Linked DNA regions of Homo sapiens: region 1 is linked to region 2. The links are chromatin loops, found by intact Hi-C in ENCODE. Cell type or tissue: GM12878. All regions are shown on one strand.

Region 1 (8,000 bases), 100 kb before region 2:
ACTACAAGTGGCAGTGAAGCATTTACTTACTCCAAAGGAACTCTGGAGTACTTTGCAATCCTGCTGGAAGGCAGGGGAGATGTGGGTGGCCACACAGAGTCAGAGGATGTCAACATGCAGACATCTGTGTAGGCATCTGAGTTATGCTGATCGAAGACTCTCTTCTCACTCTTTAGTTTCCCCACTCCAAACACACACACACACGCACACACACACAAACACACACAACCTCAGAAAACCGTGGTGAGCAGCCCTGTGTCTACAGATACCCACTCCTGGCAATGTCCATGTAGCTAACTTCCGGTCACCATGTCCGTCCCAGGATTGCCTTGAGCCTCTATACCTCCCTCCAGCCTCCAGGCTTTTGATATAGAGACCTAGACATTTGGATTTTGTTTTTGTTTTTTTCCAGAAAATCTCTCTGAGACTCAACGCTTAGGTAATGTGGAACTCAGAACCTGACTATTTTTTTTCAAAGAAAGGAGCAGTCATGAACAGCCTATGAATAGATATAAGTAGATGCAGAAATAATCTGTATGGGCCAGGCGCGGTGGCTCACGCCTGTAAGCCCAGCACTTTGGGAGGCCGAGGTGGGTGGATCACGAGGTCAGGAGTTCGAGACCAGCCTGGCTAACATGGTGAAACCCCATCTCTACTAAAAATACAAAAATTAGCTGGTTGTGGTGGCGGGTGCCTGTAATCCCAGTTACTCAGGAGGTTGAGGCAGGGGAATTGCTTGAACCCGGAAGGCGGAGGTTGCAGTGAGCTGAGATCACACCACTGCACTCCAGCCTGGATGACAGAGCAAGACTCCATCTCAAAAAAAAACATCTGTATGTATTTAGTAGGTAAGGGTGAAAATGATTATTATAGTGTGTGTGGGAGTGGGAGGAAATTAGCCCATGTACTATTGGACTGGTGATGTTTCTAAGGGATTGTTGTATATGCGAAATTGATCTTCCATTTACCTACTCTTTTAAGCACTTGGGCCTGGTCAGTTGACAAGGTAAAGTTGACCCTTGAACAATATGGGAGTTAGGGGCACTGATCCCTATACAGTGGAAAATTTGTGTTTAACTTTTGACTCTCCCCCAAAACCTAACTATAATAGACTACTACTGACTGGAAGCTTTACCAGTAACATAAACAATTGATTAATACATAAAAATGTTATTAAGAAAACCATAAAGAAAATAAAATGAATTCATTATTCATTAACTGCCAGTGGATCATGATAAAGGTCTTCATCCTCATTGTCTTCATGTAGAGGATGAGGAACCAGAAGAGGACAATTGGTCTTGCTGTCTCAGGGTTGTCAGAGGTGGAAGAAAATCCACATATTAGTGGGCCTGCACACTTCAATCCCATGCTGCTCAAGGGTCCAAAGGAACTTTGGAGTACTTTGTAATCCTGCTGGAAGGCATGGGAGATGTGGGTGGCCACACAGGGTCAGAGGATGTCAACATGGAGACCCCTGCATAGGCATTTGAATTATGCTGTACTAGCTTCTGGTGGGCAGCAGGCCTGGAGCCAGTCTCTCTGGTAGAGTTGGATGGGGCCAAGAGGGTATAAGTCTTACTCCTTCTTCCCATAGGAGAATGGAAAGGGAGCTTCCTTAAGGGATCCTGGCCCTGCAGGGCTGTATGGTCTCACAGGCAAGGGTGCCTATCTGCTGGGAGAAAATGCTTTGTGTGCTCATATTCATGCAAGTAAGTTCTTAGATTATTGTCTTACATAAAGTGATTTGTACCCTTTGCCTATGGTTACCACCACCACCCCTGTGATAAGTCCATAGCTTCCCAAACTCCAGGCACATAGAACCTTTCTGCCTTTTTTGGATCCACCTCTGTATGCAGTGGCTCTGGACTTCTTGGTGTCCCCACATTGGTCTGGGCTGAACCTGACAGGCCAATAGACAAGGGAGTGAACTATGGATGTACTCAAGTTCATTAAGTCACACGTCATTGTGCTTAGTGAATGTGGCAATCTGAGACAAATACGCCCTTTGATGAATAGAGAGTAGAATGACTAATAAGAGATCAGAAGCCAGCAAAGAGTAAATCCAATAACAACAACAAGAATGTAGAGTTTGAAATTTCTTAAGTTTAAATGAGAATGTTAGCTTATTTTGCAAATAGCTTTGTCTTTTTCTGACCCCTCCTCCCACCATGTGGAGGTATGGAGGAGAGAAAGGCTCTTGCAGAAAAGTATAAGCGGTGCAAGTGGAGAGTGCTGCAGAGATGGAGATGGAGGCCAGGTCTGCTGGTGAAGGGTCTTATAGTCCAGGCTAAGATGTTAAGCATACCTTAGAGGCATGAAAGAATCTCTGAGGGCCATTAAGTGGGGACCGAAATTCTAAAAGCTCAATTCTTAGCCTGGTTGGGGGATCAATTTCTAGTTATTGGATCACAGTGGACTGAATTCTGAGAGCTCAGTGTGACAGATAAAGGAAAGTTTGTCAGATGGATACTGTTTTCTTTATAAGAATCTTCTGACTTTTGGGGTAGAGTTTAACCCCTCATTTTAAAGCAACTCATTATGTCTCGTTGGTATTTAATGAAACGAAAATAATGTAGTATGTGACACTCATGACATTTCACCTGTAAAGTAATTTATGGTAATTTGTCCTAGAGTGTTCTATCATAGGTTGATAGGATTCAAGGACTATATACTTGTTTTCTACCCTAATAGATAGGAGGGTGGAGTAGGATGAGAGGCAGGCTCAGAGATAGGAAGAAAGGATTTTTTCATAGCAATGCAAAACTGTTAGAAAAGTGCATGGTACTCCAACCTTTCAGCCTAGTGACTTCTTGCTGCCGTGGAGTGGCTGCAGTTTCCTTCTTTGCAAGTTTGGAGCATACGCCCAGATGCTGGAAGGATTTGGTTTACATTATATTGAAAAATAAAACAAGACAAGTCAAGTAAAACAAAACATTAGCAAATAAAACCCATAAGCAAACACAAATAAAATGATTTAGTGAGGTAATTTCTCACAAATTTCAGAATTTCCCACAATCGTACAGAAATGGTTCTTGCCTGTGGCTCACATGGGCTTCAAGAATTTAATTTACCCGTGTTGATCAGATGTGTAAAATAATGGTTCCATCATTGGTTGCAAAAACTTCAGGTGTTGGATTTTGGAAGTATTTACTTACAGAGGTCTCATCATTGTAAGGTAAAGCTTTTTAGCCATCCAGGCCAAATGGTGGGATTGAGATTCCATCTGCCATTGTTCTTACGGACATCTAAAAAGAGCAAGAAAGGGGTTTTTATATTTATTTGATATTTATACTCCCATCCCCAGAAGCCCATTTAAAAATTGGTATTGGTTCTGGTAGCAGAAAAAGTGGAAGTGAAATTAGAGTATAGAAACTTATTTCTCAAAGTGTGGTCTGCAGACTGGCCACATCAGCATCACTTGGGAGCTTGTTAAAAATTCAGAGTTGCTGGCCCCACACCATCTCACTGAACCAGAAACTGCATTTTACCATGATCCTCAGATAATCTGTCTGCACATTAATGTTTGAGAACCACTGAATGGGGAATACCTTTTTAGGAAGCATGGTCATGAAGAAAGTGGAGTGGTTGTGGAGAAGGTCCTAGCTAGAGATGGAGCATGAGGTCAGGGCATTTGTTTGTCTTAAAAAAATTTAGACAAGCCTTGAGCATGTTTATACTTGTGGAGAAGGAGACCTTTGAAGTAACCAGACACCAAAAGACAAATACCATATGATCTCACTCTTACGTGGATTCTAAAAAAAAAAAAGAATTGATATCATAGAAACAAACCGAGTAGAACCACAGTTACTAGGATACTAGGAATTGGGGAGGTATGGGAGGCGAGGAGGATGGGGAGAGGATGGTCAACAGGTACAAAGTTACAATTAGGAAGACTGCGTTCCGGTGTTCTATTGTACAGAAGGGTGACAGTGGTTAACAGTTAAGATGTGATATATTATAAAATAGCTAGAAGATAGGCTTTTGAGAATGTCCTCACCATGTATAAATGATAAATACATGAGGTGATGGTCATGCTAAATACCATGATTTGACCATTATACAACATATATATGTATCAAAACATCAATTGTACCCCATAAATATGTAAAATTACAATGTGTCAACTAAAAAATAAGAAAAGAAGTTGAAGAGAAAGAAGAGGTGGCTGAGGTCCCTGGGGAGCTAGAGGGCTGAGATGTGGTCATAGGAGGGAAAGTAGACTAAAGTGGATGAATGACACTTGTTCTCCTGAAATGAGAGGGAAGGAAGAGCGGGTAGGCTGCATGTAAATTAGCTTGTGTATTGAGGAAACTGGAAAATTGAGAGTAGTAAAAAATGGTGACTTATTTTTACCGATGATGGAGGTGGAGTCACTTTTTGAGCATAAAGGGGCAGACCTGGTCATGGGATTTCAGAAAAGTTCAGGGCCCCTTAGAAAAACACACTGATGGGTATGGGAAAGAACAGGTGGGGGTAAGGGGGCCTGAGTTATAGGTTGCTTTGGTCTCCCCCTTGTACAATTCAAAACACCTTTCAGATATGTAGAATGGAAGAAGTACCCAACATTGATGTATATTAAATTCCAGCCCTGAACATCATATAATTAAAGAAACTAATATAATACTGATATAAAATGTGGGACTGTTTTGACTGTATTGGTACTTTCTTTTTCCCAAAAAGGCAGAGCTGCTTTTGCATATGAACTCATTTTCTTCAAAATCCATTATCCTCATGTGAGAGATGTAGAATTTTGGGCACAGAAAACATGACAAATTTTGCCTGTAGTCCTGAACTGAGATTGGTACCAGGCTCTGCTGGCTTCCAGCTATTTCATTTCATGATTTATCAAGAGCTGCTCTCTAGTCGACTTGGAAAAAGAGTTTTTGAAGAGTCCTGCTCTCACAGGACATCTGTGAGAATGCCGAAGGAGAAGGTAAAGAGAGGCACGCTTCAATATTTTATTATCTCAACCCACAGCCTTAAAGGTCTCCTCGATTGTCTCTGCCTACAGGAAGGCTCAGCTGCTTTTTATCATTCCGTTGGGGCCTTGTTTCAGGGGCTTGTGTTTTGGTAAGAAGATGTTTTGTTTCTGAGGACAGCTGGTTAAAATGCACTGCCTTAACTGGAATATTCACAGGTATGTTCTTCTCGGCACTGTGAATCATTTTTCAAAGCTTTTCATGGCTTCTGCTCTTTGATCAGGATAAATCATGCCACAGTGAGACTGGAATCCACTTTCATAGACTCCCAGGTGTCCTTGTTCTCACCCACTGGTCTTTACTTCTCTGAAGAGCCTGACCTTATGAATTAAATTCTTTCCGATTGTAACATTAGTCAGAGGAATTGGGGAACTGGGGACTTTTGTTTATTAATCCTTTTATCTTCTGCTTTTTTGCCCAGAAAGGTCATTTTTCAATTTCCCCAGAAGGTAATTCTACTTCTCTTAGTAATTCTCAACAAATGCTAAGCTTAGGACATTTATATAAAAGCCAGAATAAACATTAAGTTTAGAAGTGTCATATAAAAACTAGAAACAAGCTTTTGTGCTTCTGAGTATAACTTAAATTAGGTAGAAAAAATATCTAATAATAAAAGTAGATTCTTCTACCCTGTGTAGGGTCCACAAAGGAAAAAATATGGCCTCTTCTTTTTAGGAGTCTAGATCCCACTTTCTCAAAGTGCCTTCCTTCATGTGTAGCCACCCCACTTCCAGTCTACATTGGGGACCCCCACCATTAGAAAATGTCTTTATTTATTTATTTTTAATTGTCAAAAGATTGTATATATTTGTCACACACATGTTGTTTTGAAGTGTGTACATTGTGGAATGGCTAAATTGAGCTAATTACCATAAGTACCAACTCACATTAAGCCTCCCTTCTTTATCTTCTCTTAGCGTCCTTGATTTCCTCCACAACATTTAACATAACTACGGTATATTTATTTGAATAAATATTGGTTTAACTGCTTCCTCCCTGCCACCCCAGACTCTGAGTCCCATGATGGCAAAAGCCTTGGTAGCTGTAGTAGATACTACATATATCTTTGTGGAATGAATAATAATAATACTAGTGGAGAATATTTGTTGTGCTTATGATGCACCAGGGACTGGGCTAACTGTGTTACTCATCCTATCTTACTGATCCTCTGTCTTAGCCTGCTTAAGTTGCCATAACAAAATACCATAGACTAGGTGGCTTAAACAACAGAAATGTGTTTTCTTGCAGTTCTGGAGGCTAGAAGTTCAATATCAAGGGTCCAGTGATTTGATTTCTAGTGAGGACTTTCTTCATGGCCTCCTTCTTACTGTATCCTCACGTGGTAGAGAGAGAGTGAACAGGTTATCTGGTGTCTCTTCTTACAAGAACCTTAATCTTATAGGACCAGGTCCCCACACTTCTGACTTCATTTAATTTTAATTACTTTCTTACTCCTAATATAGCCACACTGGAGGTCAGGACTCCCATAGATACATTTTGAGGGAACACATAGCAATCCATAAAACCCACCTAACCACCCTAATGAAGTAGGCACTATGATCATCTCTGTTATACAGATGAGACCCTAAGGCTTAGACCAGGGAGCTTTCTCAAGGTCACATGAGTAAGTGAACAAGCTGGGGCAAGGTTGTAGGTCTTATTTACTCAAATCTGGGTTCATAAAGATATAAAGATCTGAACTGGTTACATATACTTTCTGTTTGGAAGAAATGTAATCTGAGATATAGAGTACGAGCTTAAAGGACTATTATATATGCAAGGAAGAAAGTTTATAGGCTAAAAGAGTGGTTCTCAAACCTTGCGTTTTAGGACCCTTCTACATTCTTAAGAAAAGTATTAAGGATCTCAAAAAGCTTTTGTTTATGTAAGTTGTATCTGTTGATATTTATAGATAGCATTAGAAATTAAAACTAGAAATATTTTTAAATATTTAATTTATTTCAAAGTAATAATAAACCCATTACATGTTAATACAAATAATATATATTTATGAAAAATAATTATATTTCCCAAAATAAAAAATTTAAGACATTTAAGACATTTTTTGCAACTCTGTCTCAGGTCTGTCTTAAGAGAAGACATAGATATGGATTCTCACATCTGCTTCTGGATTTACTCTGTTGCAATATGTTGTATTGGTAAAAGTAGATGAAAATTCAGCCTCACACAAATGTTATTGGAAAAAGGAGGAGTATTTGATCAGCCTTTTCAGATAATTGTGGACATTCTGTTTTGTTACTACAGCAAAACTCCAATTGGTAGTTTTCTAAAGGTTAGTTGCGATGTGAAATCTGAAACGGAATCAATGAACTTTTCATATTCTGTTACTTTGAAATCCACTGGTCTAGCTTGCACTTTGAATGGATTTTTCACTCATGCATGATTTTGTAACATCTTGCATTGGTCATTTGAAAATATCAGTTCACTGAGTTAATACAGATCTTTGAGATGTTGACACATTTCATTATACAATATCCAAAAATCACATTCCTTAATATTACCACTCAAATATCTCATCAGAAAAGGCTTTATGTACTGGGAAGCTTTCAAGCCCATGATGGCAGATGTGAGTTTTACAAAATCCGAATTTTTGCTTGAAAACAAGGTTTTTATCATTGGCATCAATGACTATTAGTTGTTTTTCTTAAAGTGTTAAGATTATTTCATTCATTTAGAAGAAAACATCTGCCAACTGCCCACATATAAATAACTTTACTTGGTTAATTTTCCTTTCAGGAAAAAATTATGTTCATGAAAAAAGCAATTATTTGAGTTTGCAACTCAAACAATTGCACAAGTGCTTTTCCTTGTGACAACCACTGTATTTACGTGTGTAGTAGAAGTGCTTTATACATTTTCCCATTTCATCACACAGAATATTAAAAAGAATGTGTACTCAAGGTTTAATAAAATTAATAATTCTTACTTCTCCTTCAAGGACATTCTTAATTGAAACTAGTATTTATTTTATTGAGAGTACCTGGCTGTGAAGAGTACATG
Region 2 (8,000 bases):
CACCAAGTTAAAGAGGAATAACAGACATGAAAGAATCAAGTGGGAAAAGAACATTTTGGATCCCGAAAGAGCAGGCTGCTTGTCGGAGTTCTAACGAACCGAAACAAAATAAGTAGTAGCTCCTTAAGCCTCTTTTCTAACACTGCTGGGATTGGTTAGTGTAGAGAAAAGCATTGAAATTGCAAAAGAAAAAAATGCTTATTGTTCCTATGTTCAATTTGTTATTTAATATAACTTGTTTTTTAGGAATTTAATAAAAAAAAAGGGAGGGCATCATTAATTTTACATTCTGCAAGAAAATGAAAAATGATCTGCTGATTAGTGATGTGCAATTTGTTCCTTGAACATCTCCAGTAATGTGTGAATGTCACATTACATAACACTTATAATGATTAAACCAGAAGATGAAATAAGATAGGATAGATCTTGTGTTCTTTCCTTGACTGGTGGACAACTCATCTCATTAATCTCTCTTTGGCTTGCAGCCTTAAATTGAATAAGCCGTGTTACTGGGGGAGATTTATGGCCAAAAGACTTAGCAGCCTCACTGAGGAAATCTTATAGCACCATTTTGAGAGCTCTCCAAGATAATTCTTGGGATTTGTATTAATTGTAGCTTGTCATAAAACATTGCCCAAACCAGAAATGAGCAATGAACCTTCTCAGGAACTTAATATTACAGCAACATTGAAAATATGCACTTCTTGATGTTCCATCTCATGAGATGTTAAAACATTCTGAGTCCCAATTTAAAATTATTATATTAGAAATGGTAGCTTCAGTAGAGTGGGAAATGATAGCTTCAGTAGAGTGGGAAATGATACACTGATACACCTGGGCACTGAGGAATGTTTGTAGAAAACCAGTGGGCTTTCAATATCACAAGGGCAGTCCTTCGCAGAGCAGTGAGCAGGATGTCCCTATGAAATGTTTGTAGAAAGAATGAACCAACTGGTAACCATGAGTCCTCTTTTTAAAATATAAGTTCTCTTTGTGGTTGAATTTCTGACACTTGGTGTATAAGTACCAGTAAGTAAGATTGGCTTACTTGTTGCAATTTTTAAAGGAAGTGCCTTGCCACAGCCAGAACCAGTGGCCTGGAACTAAAGTTGAAAAGAGGTTAGATTTAATAAGTCATCCAATATATACAAGATTTCCCTTTAGCAGTCATCAGTAAGCCTTGCTTGATGACTTATTCCATTTGGGGTGTTCACTTCCTCTCACCGTAGCATGTTTATTACTGGACTCTGGGCTCCTTGAATGCGATTCTGTGCCCTTTTCTGTAGCCCCACATGTCAGTTATGCACAGGACACACTAAATGCTCAACAAACACTTTCTGATATATAAAACCAAAATTATTGTTTATATGAAGTCAAAATCTACCTCCTTGAACTTCCATTTGGTGGACCTAGTTCTATCTTCTGCACAAAAATAAACATGTCAACTCCCTCTTCCCTGTGAGTATTTTGAGGCTTAATCACTCCTCAAGTCTTCTCTGTGCCAGATTAATCCCTAGTTCCCTAAATTAATTATTTTCTTAAGCTGCCATGTCAATCATTTTGTGCTTCCTGGTCAACTAAAACCTCAGGTTTTTCTTAAGTAATATAAAGGAAACATTTCCCCTCATCTTTTATTGGAGTCATGTTTTCCTTTTAATCTTTTTAACTGAATCCTACTTACCATTTTCAATTTTAATGATACTGCTTAACCAATCTTTCTACCTTACTGAGAGTTTTTCAAATGCTGATTTTGCCAATAATGCTGTTACCATGGTGTTGTATCTTTTGCAGATTTGATCAACAGTACTGGCATCAGAAAAACACAGATGCTTTGGTAGGTGTCATCAGGGTCCTCATCTCTCCCTATGCTGGCATTGATCTATCACCTTATGTGATCTTTAGCCCCATACAAATTCTCATATGGCATTAGAAGTAACTTTAGAAAATATTAAATCCATTTGTCCTCTCTATTGATACTATACATGAGGAAACTGAGTCCCAAAGAGCCCATGGCCACATTACTGGTTAATAGAAACACTCATATTAGAACTAAGGTCCAAGTGACACCAAAGGCAGGTGTCCTTTCCTGTTTATCATAGCTGCCAGTCTTTATATTATTCACAAGGTCAATGCAAGAAACATTTAAACATCTCGTTGGAATCCCAACATATTGTGATAGGTTTCCTATTACGTGAGGGTTATGTACCACTGTCAATTAGAAGATAAAGCAAAGTGGTGGCCTTTTTTATCTCTTATTCTAAGATCTTCAGTAAAATTCCTTCTGTTTCTAAATATAAAGCTTTAAAACAGGCTATATTGATGTTGCGAAAGAACTGGTACATTATAAGTAGAAGTGTGTGTGTATGTGTGTGAGGGAGGGGTATACACATATGCACGTGCTTTATATCATAATTAAAGAGTGGAAGAAACAGGATTCTTTACTGGTCAATGAAAACTTTTCAGAGGAAGGCAAACTGGTCATTTATACAAAACCGTTTGTGGAGCATGTAGACTTCCTTTGCACTCACTAAGAAAGCACTCTTTTTAACGAGGGACTATACATTTGTTCAATGAAAAGAAAATAGCTCTTTGTACCTTGCTAACGGAATTGCTAACTATTCTTCAGATAGGAGTCTCATTGTTCCCACTATTCAGTATTTAAATACACATAATGTCATGTCTTTACTGCCATTAGTCAGTATTTTCAAAGAGCTCTTTTTATTAAATTTCTGAAACCCAGGACCAAAGAACACTTTCTCTTAGGTATATATTATTTGTTAGAATGGAAACAATCAATACATTTTCAGAGTCAAAAAGCACTGGGAAACAGTTTCTTTTTTGGTCTGAGCATATTTTTTATTAAAAAAAAAACCTTTGAAATATTTTGTTTTATCAGAATTGTTTGTAGGGAAAATGTAAACCTCACTATTGTTTAACTGCAGTCCAAAGAGGACTATCATATTGCACTTCTAATCAAAAAATAAATTGAACATAGTGGTAGGCTTACAGAAAGAGAGAGAATTAGATTTGATTAGATTAGCTTTAACCTGCCCGGAATAAAACTGTCTGCCTTTCCTGTTATTTGTCAGTGTTTATAGCGGGTTTCATCTACAATGCTTTCACTATTATTTCTGGGCGGTAAAAGGCAGTCAAGCAGAAAAGACACTCATAAATGTCAGAAAAGAGTAAGTTTTTTTTTGCATTTCAAGGGCTTTGAAGGTCAAGTTCAACCCACTTAACGGAAGCAGAGTGATGGGTATGTGGTAGCATGTTGTTAGCTGCTGCGTTTAGGCATATAATTTATGTGAAGTTAATGCACTTGTCCATCACTCTAAGAAAGCAAAAGGTCCTGGGAAGATTCTATTTATTTTATTCATTTTGTTCAACTTTTAGAAGGTAAAATAATTCAAATTTCCATAATTTGTGATGGAAAAGTCACATGTTTAACTTGTTAACAGCTGAGCAGGGTAGAGCACTGTAATACTTCCCTGACTCTTCCTGTTGTAATTTGTTTCTTCTTCTGAGCAGCTGCCCCACTCCATGCTGGGCAAAGGAAGAGCTCTGTTAAGCATTTTTGCAAACCAGTGGGCATTTTTTTTTTCCTCTGGAAGCCTTTATTGAGATGTTTTCTTTTTCTTTTTCTCTATGAGGCTTTATTTTTTCCCACCAGGGAGCCTGAGCAATTATAGTTTAAAGCTACCGAAGATAGGTATGTTCTTTGATATCAAAGAGCTTCTTGAAGATTTTTCAAACTAAAGAGACCCAAAGGTTGTATTTTAAGGTGTTACTAGCATGGCCCTTTGTAGTTGAAAACTCTCAGAATGTCTACCAAGTGTATTATGCTTTGTTTGGAAATGTTGGACCTCGGTACTATTGCATTTGGTAAAAGGCAGGGTGTTAGAATCTGTGTGTATGTGTGTTCCTACTGCTGCTCAGTGGAGTCTCTGTAGTTGCAAATTGTTTCCCTAGTGATGTAGGATGACTAGAGAGAGAATAGGGAGTAAGGAATAAAATCGACATTTATTGAGCACTCACTATGTGCTAGAGGCATAATGTATGTAGGGGATAGAAAATCTTATCTCTATTCTTTTGGTTTTGTTCCCACCTTGAATTGAATTGACATAGACAGATCAATGGGAGAAAAATGTATTTAATACAAATTTTAGGTGGCACAGGATCCTTCATGAGGAAATGAAGACCCAAAGACACAGTTATTGTTGAAGACTTACATACTGAACTGGAAAAGGAATAGTGAGCTGTGAAAAAGAAAATAATTATGTGGAGAGACTAGAAGATAAGACTTATTTTAACAAGGTTAGTACAGAATTTTCTTAGTCTCAGCTTCCTGTCCGTGATGATAAGAATGTTGCTTTCTTTCTACTATAGGGAGGGATCTTTCACATGAAATCCATAGGGGAATTTCACCTCCTGCTTTTGGGAAACAGATGGAGGGTCGGAGTGATCTTGCACCTCCTATTTTTTAAGTGCTTTTAGCTCAAAATAATTATGCCAAAGTAGCATATGTGGGGGTGGTGTGTTCTGAACGTTTTTATGCATCTTATTTCTTTCAATCCTCATTTACTCTGAGAAATGGCAGGTTACTATCCTCATGTTCCTGATTAGAGAATCAGAAAGGGAAAGTTTACTTGCCTTTGAGTCAAAACTGGTTTCTTTAACATCCATGGTTGCCTCACTAGAATAGTCTCCAGAGGGGAGGAAGTGGAGGAAAAAGAATGAAAACTAGGAAAGCAAAGCAAACTTCTTGGGAAGTGTGTGTGTCTGTGTGAAAATACATTTTTGTGCAATGAAATGGTTTGAGTACTGTAGCTCTGAGTTCTTTCGTAGCTTTGAGAACTTTTACCACTAAATGGTAGAAATTCAGTTGTTCTCTTTTCTTTCTAAGGAAATGTCTTTGGGTCACCCCATTGAGGTGCTAACTTGCTGCCTCTTTCCTGGACTTCTTTTCTCCCATCGACCCTTCTCTTCTTCTATTCGTCAATTCTCAATCTGCAAATTCCTGTTGCCTTTCATATGTAGAAAATTCAATTCTCTCTTTGTTTTTACTGTCCATTTCCAGACCATGCTTTATCTTAGAAACCCCAAATGTCCATAGCAGTGTTTTACTAAACGATGAACCATGAATGTGTATTTAACCAATGAGTGTTGAGTGCCACCTGTATATCAGATATTATACTGGGATGACATAGTGGCAACCAAAACAGACACAGTTCCAGCCCTTGTAGAATTTCAACTCTGATGAGAAAGAAAGGCATTGTGTTATTTTATAATAAATATATTCTAGTTTTTCCCCTTTATACTTTCTGCTGCCATCAACTTTATTATTTTGGGAGAAAAGATTAAATTTCAACCCTATATCTTGTATGGTGCAGTTGCCCCATAAATGTGTGTTGATTGGTGAAAAACATCAAATCTCTTTAGCCCTCATATTTTCTTGTCACAAAAGTATTACTAATATTTTGTATTAAATGGTCATTGAAGAAAATCATCATGTGTAGTTGAGCATCAGCATTGGTCAGCATCTGTATAGAACTTGAAAGCCTATAAAGGGAGGACTTTTATGGACTTTATCAGAAGCAAGCTTCATAAATCTGTGGAGAAGGGGCTCTTCTCTCCATTTTGCAGTTGAGAAATCAGTAGATAGGAACTAATTTGTCCAAGGTGGAGATGAGAATCTCATCTCTCCTGTCTCTAAATCATCTTTTCTTTTGACTATATTGTCTCTTGACAATAATTTAAAAGTATCTCAATATCCACAGCAATAATTATTTTTTGCCTGAAAATTACAGGAGCAGATTATTTCATTCATTTAATGTATTGATTCACCAACATCTCTTGCACATCTAATATGTGCCAAATAATAAGTTTCCAGAGCCAGGGGTATGTTGTCCTTTTCCTTAAGGCATTGTATTCTAACTTATTGGGGTAGACAGAAATATGACTAAATAAATACAGGATCCTTATTTAGGATATAGAAGGACACATGACATAAGTATAGAATAAGATATCCTTGTGGTATAATGGAAAGATCATTAGCTTTTTAGGTGCGCCTGGTTTGAATCTTGACATCACCAGTTACTAGCTGTTAATTTGAGCAAATCATTCATCTTTTTAATGAACAGTTGTCTCAACTATGAAGTGGGGGATAAAGGTATTTACATACATTGTAGTTGTAAAGATCAGAGGTGATATGTGTACGAGACCTAGCATGATTTCAGAAACATAGTAGATGCTCAATTAATGGTACTGCAATTTTATCATGTCTATTATACAGATATATAATTTGTACTGTATCTGTTTGTTTTTTACCTACATATCTAAATTTTCTTCTCTATCTATCTGTCTATTCCTCAAGAATCAAGAGACTAACTTCCCGAAGAGACAGAAGAACAGCTAGGAGAAGTATCAGAGAAGTAAAGTTTCTAGGGTTGTACAAAAACTTAAGTTTTGTACAGAAAAAAAAACTATACTAATATATGTGGCAATTGAAAAGTATGGAATTTATCAAGAACCACAAAAAGCTTACCATGGTTAAAGTATAGGGTACAAGTTTGGGAGGCTGAGAGATGAGGCTGGAGGAACAGTCAGAGGTCAGATTATGAAGGGGCTTTTATAACATGTTAAGACACTTGGACTTTATCTTGCCATATAGACAACTCCCTCTCACCTAAGTAGGAAATGACAAGCTGGCAATTAAAGTGCTTCAAATAACGTATCTTAGTATGTGGAATCCTTAATTGTGTAGAAAGAGGAGAAAATCTATCTAAAAACTTACCCAAGAAACCAACACATGGTATATACTGAACAAGAATCCTTACGATTGATGGGCAAAGGAGAGGTGAGATTTCTAGTGAAATATAAAATTAGAAAGTATCATAAACCAAATCCCAGAAGCAGCATGCAGGGCTGAAATGTTATAGGCCAAAGCACCCTCGGGCAAATTTTGTCCATTACATGGTAAGTTCTAAAGCAGCAGGGACAAGGCTCAGAGTAACTAAACCCGGATGGAACACCTGCAGTTTTTCCCTGAACGTCAGCATAAATATTTGACATGTCTTCCTTTCTGTGAAGGGGCCCTGTCCCAGTGGGAGTGGTGTCTGGTATCCCTTAGCAGAAGTATTTGTTTTCTTAAGCTTTTCTTTATGTCCTAGAGGTGGATTCTAAAAGTCCCTAACGTATTTTGATTTTGAATTTTCACAAAAGTATTTTTTTCTTTCACAGTAATTCAGTATAAAAGGCAATAAAAGTGATGTATCCAGAAATATTCAGGACCTGCTATCAGCACCACATGGGAATAAACTATCTTGCCACTTGCACATCCCATGGGAAAAAAGAATCACAATCCACATATAGGAAATATTGCATGTGTTTGCCTCCGTTTTGCTTGTATTGTCTGCTCTGCTGAAAGGCAGATTTTTTGCAGATAAAAGCTGCCCTGCGTTGGTGAACTGCTCACCTATTTTACTCAGGAAGAAAAGGCTTTGTGAAAATCAGGAGCAAAGCCTGATTTGCAGAATACCATCTAAAAATAAAATGCATAAAAATGTCAAAATATGCTAAGAATACAGGGCCACCTTCATGCTTTGAAAAATTACCTAGCAAATTCAGCAAATGCTGTTTTTAAGTGAATGTAAATTATGTGTTTTCGAAGTTTCATCTTGTGAATTGGTGGCTAGGTGCTGAAGGAGACATGAGGGTGTGGAGGCGGCCTTTCTCTTCTTGCTGCACTAGGGCAATAGATCTGTGGTTAAAGCAGATGAACTGGGAAGCTCTTGATCAGGCATACGAAATACCCAGATTCTTGTATATTTTCTAGTTTGTGTGCACAAGGCTTCTGGCTTGGCTGCTTTTGCCAGTGGGGAAGCATTAGTGAACAAAACAGATACAGCTTCCAGTTTTCAAGAGCTCACAGTCTAGCAAGTCACTGCAACTTTAAAAAGGGGATGTACATGTGTGGTTTAAAGTATGGTGGGTAAAGCCTT

What was found. Hi-C counts contacts between places; a loop is a spot of excess contacts. Peaks named below come from ENCODE experiments on the same cell type or tissue, not always from the same donor. Only the 100,000 strongest peaks of a DNase experiment are listed, where the experiment ranks them.
Region 1: a loop joins it to region 2, with 2.3 times the contacts of the local background. A loop is called at or near these places in 1 of 110 quality-filtered maps.

What each region holds. Positions count from the first base shown.
Region 1 is chr1:76,187,543-76,195,542 of GRCh38, forward strand. The region is part of intron 1 of ST6GALNAC3 (ST6 N-acetylgalactosaminide alpha-2,6-sialyltransferase 3); the gene reads left to right. Among named protein-coding and RNA genes, the nearest start is that of ST6GALNAC3, 120 kb to the left of the region's middle. In GM12878, no CTCF peak of the experiment used is centred here; a DNase peak (open chromatin) is centred at 3,449; H3K27me3 peaks cover 132 bases.
Region 2 is chr1:76,291,501-76,299,500 of GRCh38, forward strand. The region is part of intron 1 of ST6GALNAC3 (ST6 N-acetylgalactosaminide alpha-2,6-sialyltransferase 3); the gene reads left to right. Among named protein-coding and RNA genes, the nearest start is that of ST6GALNAC3, 220 kb to the left of the region's middle. In GM12878, no CTCF peak of the experiment used is centred here; DNase peaks (open chromatin) are centred at 1,078 and 3,181.